2 separate regions of the Homo sapiens genome follow, and region 2 is linked to region 1. Evidence: read pairs that join two places in POLR2A ChIA-PET (ENCODE). Cell type or tissue: Caco-2. All regions are shown on one strand. Links, peaks and the distances in the headings refer to the core of each region. The heading gives the core; the rest is flanking DNA.

Region 1 (4,378 bases), core at 197-4,196:
CAAAACACATCATCTAATTTTATTGGTAGTTTTGTTTGTATTTTATTTCCAAATTTGCTTTGGCTTTTATGTGTTCAAGGGTGATAAATACAAGGAGTGGATTGCACTAATTTTTGTTTCTATATACATATCCATTCATTTACCCGGGATATATTGCCTGAGCTCCTGCTCCGTGACAGGCATGTTCTAGGCAGGGAGGATGCAGCAGTGAGTAAAGATGAAGAAAGCTCTGCCCTCGTAGAGTCTACCACCTAGAGGCGGAAATAGCCCCCAAAACAAAAAGAACCCTGAACAAACCAAAACCCCACAAACAAATTAGTAGATATACAACAAAATATTCGGTGGAGATGAAGGAAAAGTTAGCTGGGTAAGAAGATGGAGCAAAAGAGGCATTCCCCTTAGGCGAGGTGGTCTGGGTGGGCCTGTCTGAAGAGGTGACATTTACTCAGAGACCTGTGTGAGGCAAGGGAGTGGAGCACACCAGTTGGGGAAGCGGGTTTTAGCTTAGGAAGCAGGAAGTGCAAAGACCCCTGAGACGGGCATGTGATCAGTGCATGTTGTATGTTTCAATTATGCTGAGAATGAAGATTTTATATTCGTCAGCACATGGGGGTTTGGGAGCCTGCAGCAAGAGGTGGGGTAGCTAGCCTAGTGTGGGGGCCTAGGAGGACCCCAGATCCAGACAGAGGAGAAGCCTGGGGGGCAGAAGGCTTCCCTCAGGCTTGTGAGCTGACAGGTCGGCATAGCACCTTGGCTGAGGGAGGGCAGAGGGAGGAGCCGGGGGGCACCCCTCCCCCCACCTGCAGCCTGTTCCCCCCACAACATGGGCGCATAGAGCGGTGGTTCTCAACCTTGAGCAGAATCACCTAGAGGGCTTGTTAAAACACAGACTGCTGAGCTCCACCCCAGGATTTCTGATTCAGGAGACCTGGGGTGGGGCATGAGAATGCAGTTCACCAAGGTTCCCAGATGATGCTGATGTTGCTGGTCCAGGGACCACACCTTGAGAGCACTGATCGAGAGCAAACGCAGACCGTGCCAGGATTTGCCAAGAATGACTGTGGAGAGAAAGTGAGGCACAAAGCCTTCACTAAAGGTGCCCCCAGGGGTTTGACTAGGTCTGCAGTGTCCCTTGCTGAACACCACTGCGTGTATGTGTGACAGGTGTTGCCCATGCATCTCAGTCCATGGTCACTACTGTCAGGGGCCTGACTACATAGGTCAGGGAAGAGGACCCCTGTGGGAGGGGAACATTGAACAGTTGATCGTGATGCAAAGGAAAGATATTTTCTTTTGGTAAAAAGTGAAGTGGGAGCCCTTATAAACCCTGATCAGCCCAAAGTTGGAAAGAATAATGTTATTATCATGAAGCTCGGGATGGATGGGGTTGGGGCGCAGCTCTGGCACAGGGTCCCGGGCAGTCGGCACTCAGTAAATATGGACTGACACTGAGAAGTGGTGGCTCTGATGTTACCACCTAGAGAATGCATTTGTGCCCTGTGAATCTGGGGTCCAGCGGCTCTTCTGTCCTGCCCCTTCTCTCTCTCTCTCTCTCTCTCTCTCGTCCTCTGACTCCACAGGCTTTAGCCTTGTCTCCTAGCCGGGGCATGTGTGAGGTCCTTTGCAAGTGACTGGGGACTCTGGAAACATGAGGTGGTGATATCCAGGGGTGAACTCCTGACACGTGGCTTGATTTTCCCAAGTCAAGACCCTCTGCTTTTCCTAGGGGTCTACCTTGGGTGTGGGTTTGAGCATTGCGGGAGGAAGAAGGAGAGGGAGGCAGTGGGCTGTGCTCTGCCTGGAAGCATGCAGGAAGCTGATGGGAAACAGCTGAGCCAATAGCTCTGCACACACAGAAAATAAATCCTGGCTTCCGAAGAAGCTGCAGAAAATTGATTTTTTGCAGCTTCAGTGGTCATCTTGAAGGATTTGGGGGATGGAAATGGGGCCCATTTCTCATCTCTGTTCTGTGCTGCTGGGTCAGGTGTTCCTCAGGCCCGGGTCAGTATCCCTCGCTCCTCCTTGTCTCCCCACCACTCTGTGTAGAGAGGAAGGGGCCGAGGGCTGGTCTTCCTCAGCTTACCCCTAGTGTCCAGCTGCTTTCTGCCTGTTGCCTGCCCTTTGGGCCCGCTGCCATGGATGGGAGAGGTGCGCATGTTCGTGCAGCCAAGCTGGGATTATGGCATTTGCACAGGGATGTAGCTGTGGGTCTGTGTGTCTGGGTTGTTGGGGGACAGGCTGGGGTGGGTGCCCTTTAGAGCTTGGCCTCTGCATGACTGCCTAGTCCCTCAGTGAATGCTGCAATTAATTGGCTACTAGGGAGACATTAGCCAGCTAGGTAGGTCTGCTGTAACCATCCCCCTGTGTCTGAGCAGGCTTGCTAGGGGCCAGGGCCGTGTCTGGGAACAAGGGCTGGCCCTCTGGCATGTTTCCCCTACATGTGTGGAGAGTGGACTTATCCCAGGCCCAAGGGATCTGAAGATCCCCACAGCCAGGGAGGAAGCTGCAGCTCCAGATGGATGGTTCCCGGAACTCCTGTTGGCTTTGGATGATTTCATGGAAAACTTGGCCAGGGTGCTGTGAGGCAGAGCTGTGACCTCTCAGCTCAGCAGCCAACACAAGGAGTTCCTTCACCTTGTAGAGACATGCAGTGTGGGCCGCCACAACCCTCCCCTGGCTCTGTGTCAGCCCTGCCCTGTGGAGCCAGCTGGGTCTCTCTGGTCCCCAGCCTGTGCCTGGCTGTCAGGAGGGATGCATTCTGTCCTGCTGGGCTGATGTGAAACCCCATGAGCTCAGGCCAAAAGAGCCCCACTCTTTGTCCACATGGGGAAGTAGGGATTAGAGACAGGAGTCTGGACTGCTGTGGTCGCTTTTGTTGAGGCTTGGAATTTGGAAAGGAATCGTCTTTCCTGGTGGTCCTCGCTGATGTGGCATACCAGTGTCTCTTTCCCCAAGTAGCGCTGCCTTGCATCGCTCGAATGTTTCCATCTTGCTTGACTTATTGGAAGGAGCCACAAAGTGAACACCCTGCCAAAAAAGATCAAGTTCATCGGGGGTTTTGATGCTGAAATCCCTGAAAAGTGGCAAGCGTTTCTTTTTCCCCGTCTTGTTTATAGTGGCAGCTTCTGTTGCTTAACACCTGGTGGCCCTGGTGCTTATGCTTGGGGTCACAATGGGGATGTGAGGAGGGAGAAGGATGGAAGAAAAGGAGAGCATTGGACAGTTGATCGTGATGGAAAGGAAAGATATTTTCTTTTGGTAAAAGGTGAAATGGGAGCCCTTATAAACCCTGATCAGCCCAAAGTTGGAAAGAATAATGTTATGATCATGAAAGTGTTACGGATATGGTTCTTTTCCCCCAGATTTGGCCTGATCAGGGATTCTATATGCTGGAATTTCATGTATCACCTATTAATGCAATAATGTTATTAATAATTATAAATTAAAGAGCAGCCGACTTAGTAGGTTCTTATTTGCAGACACCATGCCAAACCCTTTATTATCCATTATTTCATTTAATTACCTCAAGAACCCTATGGGTAATTACTATTGCCTTTTGAAAGTAAGGGAAACAGAAGCTGAGAAATGAAATAACTCGTCTGAACTCCACTGAGAGGCAGCGCAGGGAGGCCAATGGTGGGGGCTCTGGACTCAGACCCTGGATTTACCCTAAGAATACCACTTCCTGGGTGCCAGGTACTCCTGCCTGGGACAGAGAAGCAGGGAGTTTGAATGCTTTTGTTGTAATGATAATGAGAATGGTGATGGAGAGGTGATAAAGGGCAAAGGCCCTGGAGCCAGCCTCCTGAGTCCAAATCGCCATAGCACCGCTTAGCAGCTGGGTGACCTTGGGCAGGTGCCTCAGTTTCCTCATCTGTGCAATGGGATAGCGGCTGTACTTGCTCAGGGATTGTTGTGAGGATTAAATAGCTAATCCACGTGAAGGGCCTTAAAGGGTACATCAGTAGGTGTTGGTGGTGATTATTGTCATCCTCTGTGTGTTCTCCCAGGTCCACACTTTGCTATCCAGGAGGCCCTATGGGTTAGTGTGGTGAAGCTGGCACATGATGGATGTCCAATAGATATTCACTGGATGAAGGAATGCAATTTACCAGGTGCCCTAGAGCCTTTGGCAATAATTAATCTTCTCTTAAAAGGATCTTCCCCACAACTTCCTGCCTGAGACTGACCTGCAGGTGGGAGCCTGCCTCTCATCGACAGTGGCCAGCAGGCTTTTCCTGGGTCTTCTTGGCAGGAGGGTCACAGTCCCAGTGGATCCCGGTGGCTGCTGGAGGCACAGGTTTCTTGAGAGGCAGGTGACGGCAGACCCCAGCCCTCCAGCCTGCGAGGAGGGGGATGGTAGGAAAGCTATCGTTCT
Region 2 (4,378 bases), core at 299-4,298, 210 kb before region 1:
AGGGGGAAAGGGTCAAGATTTGTTTTGTGGAATGTGGGGGTGAGGGAGGGCCTTCCCTCAATTCTTTTTTTTTTTTTTTTCTTTTTTAGATGGCGTCTTGCACTGTCGCCCAGGCTGGAGTGCAGTGGCACTATCTTGGCTCACTGCAAGCTCCGCATCCCGGGTTCACGCCATTCTCCTGCCTCAGCCTGCTGAGTAGCTGGGACTACAGGCACCTGTGACCACACCCAGCTAATATTTTTTTTTTGTATTTTTAGTAGAGACGGAGTTTCACCGTGTTAGCCAGAATGGTCTCGATCTCCTGACCTCGTGATCCACCCGCCTCAGCCTCCTAAAGTGCCTCAATTCTTTTATTCAACAAATATTTATTGAGCATCTACTATGTGCAGACACTTCTGAGGGGTTGCTGTCTATACCTGTTTGACTCAGTTCACCATGCTGGCTGTCTGACTACACTGATCCTGTTCAGCTGCCAGGGCCAGCCTCTGGGAGGCAGTGCTTATAGTCACAGCCCATTGACTCTGCAGTCAGGCTAGGGATTGAGTCCCTAAAGTGGTGTGGTACAGCTTAGGACAGGTTACATGACCTCTTTGAGCTCCCCATTTCCCATTTATAAAATGAAGCTAATAAGAGAAATGAAACATGTCAAGTGCAGTGGGGGACAGCACAGAGTGAGACATATGCCTCAGCCAGCCACAGCAGCTTTCATCCCCTGTGAGGGCCAGCCTGCCCTCTGCCTCCTCCCTGCTCCACAAGCAGCTTCCTGCACCCTGACCTGCTCCTCAGCAGTGGTCTGATTCATGGAATTGCAGCCCCTCCAGCCAGGGCTCCAGTGGCCCTCTCTCGTGAGTGCTCTGCAGCTGCTTGACAGGTAGAGGTAGACACCTGCCCTGGGCAGTACCAGCCAGTCAGGAGGCAGGACCCAGGAACCTGCAAAAGCAACGTGGGAGTGTGAAGAGTGGGGTTCCCCTGATGGGAGAGGCAAGGAGGCAGGGACCAGCAGGGGCTGGGGGGGTGGCCTCAGGGTTGGGGGGGGTCTCCCCATCTCGGAAACAGGAAACTTGTAATCCGGACTGACGTGGGAGCTTGGATTTTGTGATTGAGAATTCAGGGCCCTTTCTTCACCAAAAAGCTGCTCTGTGCCTCTGTCTGCCCCTACCCCAGGGCTTCCTCTGTCCCTGATACCTGTACGCTTTGCTGCTGTCACATAGCCCGGAGCTTAGGAGGGCAAATCCTAGGGCCTGGGGCCTTTTCAGTCTCAGTCCTGGAGCCCAGCTGAGTCTAGCTTCTTGAAGAGAATTCTAATTTTTTATTTCCTTTCCCTCCTGAATACAAATGTGATTCATGTAAGGGTAATGTACAGCACAGTGGGTGCGAGCGCAGGCCCTGGTCAGAGGGTCTGAGTTCAGGTGCTGCCTCTACCCCTCATTAGCTGCCTGTGCCATGTTGGGCAAGTTACTGATTCCCTTTGAGCTTCAGTTTCTTCCCGTGAAAAATAAGGATAACAAATCCCTCCCTCATGAAATTGCTCTGAGGAGCTTGCTGGGGCCTGGCGCTCAGGAAGAGCCTGCTGTTAGCTACTCATAACATGATATGCAAACAAAAAGAAGTGTCCAGGCATCCTTGCCCCATGGTGCTGGGCGCCCCCAGAAGAGCATGCTGGGGTGAGTACCCCTGCTTCGCCCCCTGCCCCGCGTCCTGTCCCTGCTCATCTCTTAGGGTATTGACTGGGCTCTGCCTCTCCCCAGAGGCCAGGTAGGTGGCAGGAATTGGGTCTGGTTCCTCTCCCAGGGCCTGGCCCACAAAAGATTGGTGGGGAGATTGTACCACAGGACAATAGGCTGGGTGATCGAGGGCCCAGAATCTAGGATAGTTCCTGGGGTGGGGTGGGGGTGTGGCCAGGAAGACTGTCAATCATGACTCATATTCAGGACACCCTGCAGAGGTGGGGACGGAAAGCTGAGCTGGGAAAATCCCAAATGACGTCTAAAGTGACCTGTTGAGAAATTTTGACAGGTAAGTCCTAATAATGCAGAAAGCGGGGAATAGGACCTCAAGAGGAGAACCAGGGCATTTCACTTTAATAAAAGAATAGCAATACCAGCCTCACAGGGCTGCGTGCAGGTAAAGGGGCTCATGAATGAGGAGTGTACACTTAGCTTGGGGCTTGGGGCCTTGTGTTGGTTCAGTCAGCATTGGAGCTTGGTACTGAACATAGGGATGGAGCCACCTCCCCAGAAGGGCCTTGCCTGACCACCTGGTTTAAAGTGAGACCCCCTTTACTCTCACAGCATCCTGTTGTTTTTCAGCCTAGGTTGTAATTACACACGTCTATTTACTTGTCCAGCAGAGCGGGGGCTGCGTCTGTTTCCACTGCTCCATCCTAGCACTGACAGCAGGGGCACAGTCAATGTTGAATGAATGGCGGTCTCCTCCCCGTCTTCTTCAGGCAAAGCTGGCTAGGAATTCTGCCTTTTTTTTTTTTTTTCCAGAGGATTGGGCTTTCAGAGCCCCCTACAGTCTCTAGCCCCCTTCAGAGATGACCCTGCAGCCGGAGCAGCGGGGAAGGTCTGCATGCTGTAGTCTCTGCCAGCCACAGATGGGTGGGAACAGCTGGGAGGGGCCTGCAGCTGGGTCTTTCACTCACCTGCTTGGCCACAGTCCTTGATGGATGACGGGGTCATTCTGGGACTACTTCTGCCCTTCGACCCGTCTGCAGCTGTTTGGCCTGTGGCCCCACAGATACACTGCATCTCCACCTGAGCCCTGTGTGGCTCCCCTTGCACCTGGTGCTAGACCTGACTTTCGGGACAGGCTTCCTTTTTGCTCTTCACTTTCCTCCAGCCCGCCTCCTTCTAGGTCTCCCCTGACTCCTGCCCTCAGCTGAGACCAGGGCCCTCTGGCCTTGGCAGATGCGTGAGGCTGAGGGAGGCCCTGAGTCCAGATGTGGTTGTGTTTATGTTCCCAGAGAGTGAGGGGTCGGAGCTCTGGACTGGAGCCGCTGGGGGAGGGGTGGTCTGGCTCCAACACCCTGCCCTATTCCACCCCCACCCCCACTAGCCTGTGTATCTGGCCCTGTCCATCTCAGAGCTCCACACTCCAGGTCTCACAGCATCAGGCTGACCATCCTCCAGGGAGGACCTCTCTTCATTCCTCATCTGAAGGTGAGAAAACCAGTGGAAAGATGCCTGGCTTTGGAATTAAAAAACCTACTGGCTCAGTGTGACCTTGGCCCAGCTACAGAGCCTTGGTTCCATCTGTAAAATAGGGACAACACTCCTGACCTCAAAGGCTGTGTTGACCTGGCTTGAGAATGTGTGCACAGGGCTCTCCAGCTGTCAGCTCGTGACTAGGCCTGTGGCTGTGCCCTACTCCTAGCTAGGGCTTGCCTGGGTCCAGGGCAGTGCCAACCCCCATCATAAGGTGATTCTAAAGCAGAATATCAACCCCTCCTTCCTCCCCCACTGCAGCTGCAAACATTTTGTTTTGCCATTAGAAATGACTTACTTAAGGGAAGCAGAATTTTACAGGCAGTTTACAGGCTGGTCTTGTTCAGTAGTTTCCAAAAGCCAGGGGAGGGCGGAGGCGGCCAGCAGTCCCCACAAGTTGGGATGGATTGGAAGTGAGAAGTGAGTCCTGTGTGACGGACACTTTCTCCTGCACAGCCGCACGCCCCTCGGTGGGCTCTCGGCACGTTGCGGGCATTAGGGAGAAAGGCAGCGGGAGGCCCTCGCTATACTCTGATAGATCCAGCCCCCTCAGTCCTCCTGGAATAGCCTGGCCCTGGCTCCGAGGAGAGAAGAGGGGCTGTTGCTGGGCCCACAGAAGAAAAGGCAACCCCAGGCATAAAGAGGCTCTCAGCAGCCCCTGCCCGAACGCTCCTGGCAGGCAAGGGCCCCATAGCACCCTGGGGCCTCGAGGGTCACCGCAGACCCGGCCTGGGAAGAAACCCGTAGAGTCCCGCAGCCGCGGAGGGAGGGGGTTCTCGCTAAGGCGTCCCGCGGACAACGCCGAGAGGCACAGCTTAGCGGGTGCGCACCGGACAGGCTCGCAACGCAGGACGGTGCCCTCATGGGAGCCAGGCTGAGCAGGTCAAGAATGGTGGTGGGGAAGCGGGGTAGGCAGACCTCGGCGGGGGCTGCCTCGGCGCTCTGCTCCTACCCAAGGGGCCCGGTTCCCTTTCTACCCACAGTTCCCTTTCTATCCGCCTCCCTCCTCAGCCCAATGAAGCAGTCGGGGCTCAGCAGTGCTTAGCACGCTCGGACTATGGTTTTAATAGACGTACATGGACAAGTCGATATAGACAGATTTATTACAGTCAGTCCAACATACACAGGGACGCTGTAAACAGGGGCGCGGGCCGGAGAGCGGGTGTGCA

Evidence for each region. ChIA-PET counts read pairs that join two places held together with the same protein. Peaks named below come from ENCODE experiments on the same cell type or tissue, not always from the same donor. Only the 100,000 strongest peaks of a DNase experiment are listed, where the experiment ranks them.
Region 2: POLR2A ChIA-PET joins it to region 1 with 7 read pairs; 4 of 35 experiments call an interaction of 5 or more read pairs at or near these places.

The regions. Positions count from the first base shown.
Region 1 is chr5:135,234,963-135,239,340 of GRCh38, forward strand. The region is part of intron 3 of PITX1-AS1 (PITX1 antisense RNA 1); the gene reads left to right. LINC02900 (long intergenic non-protein coding RNA 2900) reads right to left here. Exons shown (of 4, transcript NR_037895.1): 3 at 4,191-4,342; 4 at 1,272-3,027. Among named protein-coding and RNA genes, the nearest start is that of LINC02900, 11 kb to the right of the region's middle. RefSeq lists an enhancer at 3,858-4,378. In Caco-2, for the core only: no CTCF peak of the experiment used is centred there; no DNase peak of the experiment used is centred there.
Region 2 is chr5:135,023,487-135,027,864 of GRCh38, forward strand. PITX1 (paired like homeodomain 1) reads right to left here. Exons shown (of 3, transcript NM_002653.5): 3 at 4,248-4,378. Among named protein-coding and RNA genes, the nearest start is that of PITX1-AS1, 7.6 kb to the right of the region's middle. RefSeq lists enhancers at 1,449-2,648, 2,861-3,450, 3,560-4,245 and a silencer at 1,609-2,068. In Caco-2, for the core only: no CTCF peak of the experiment used is centred there; DNase peaks (open chromatin) are centred at 1,955 and 2,737.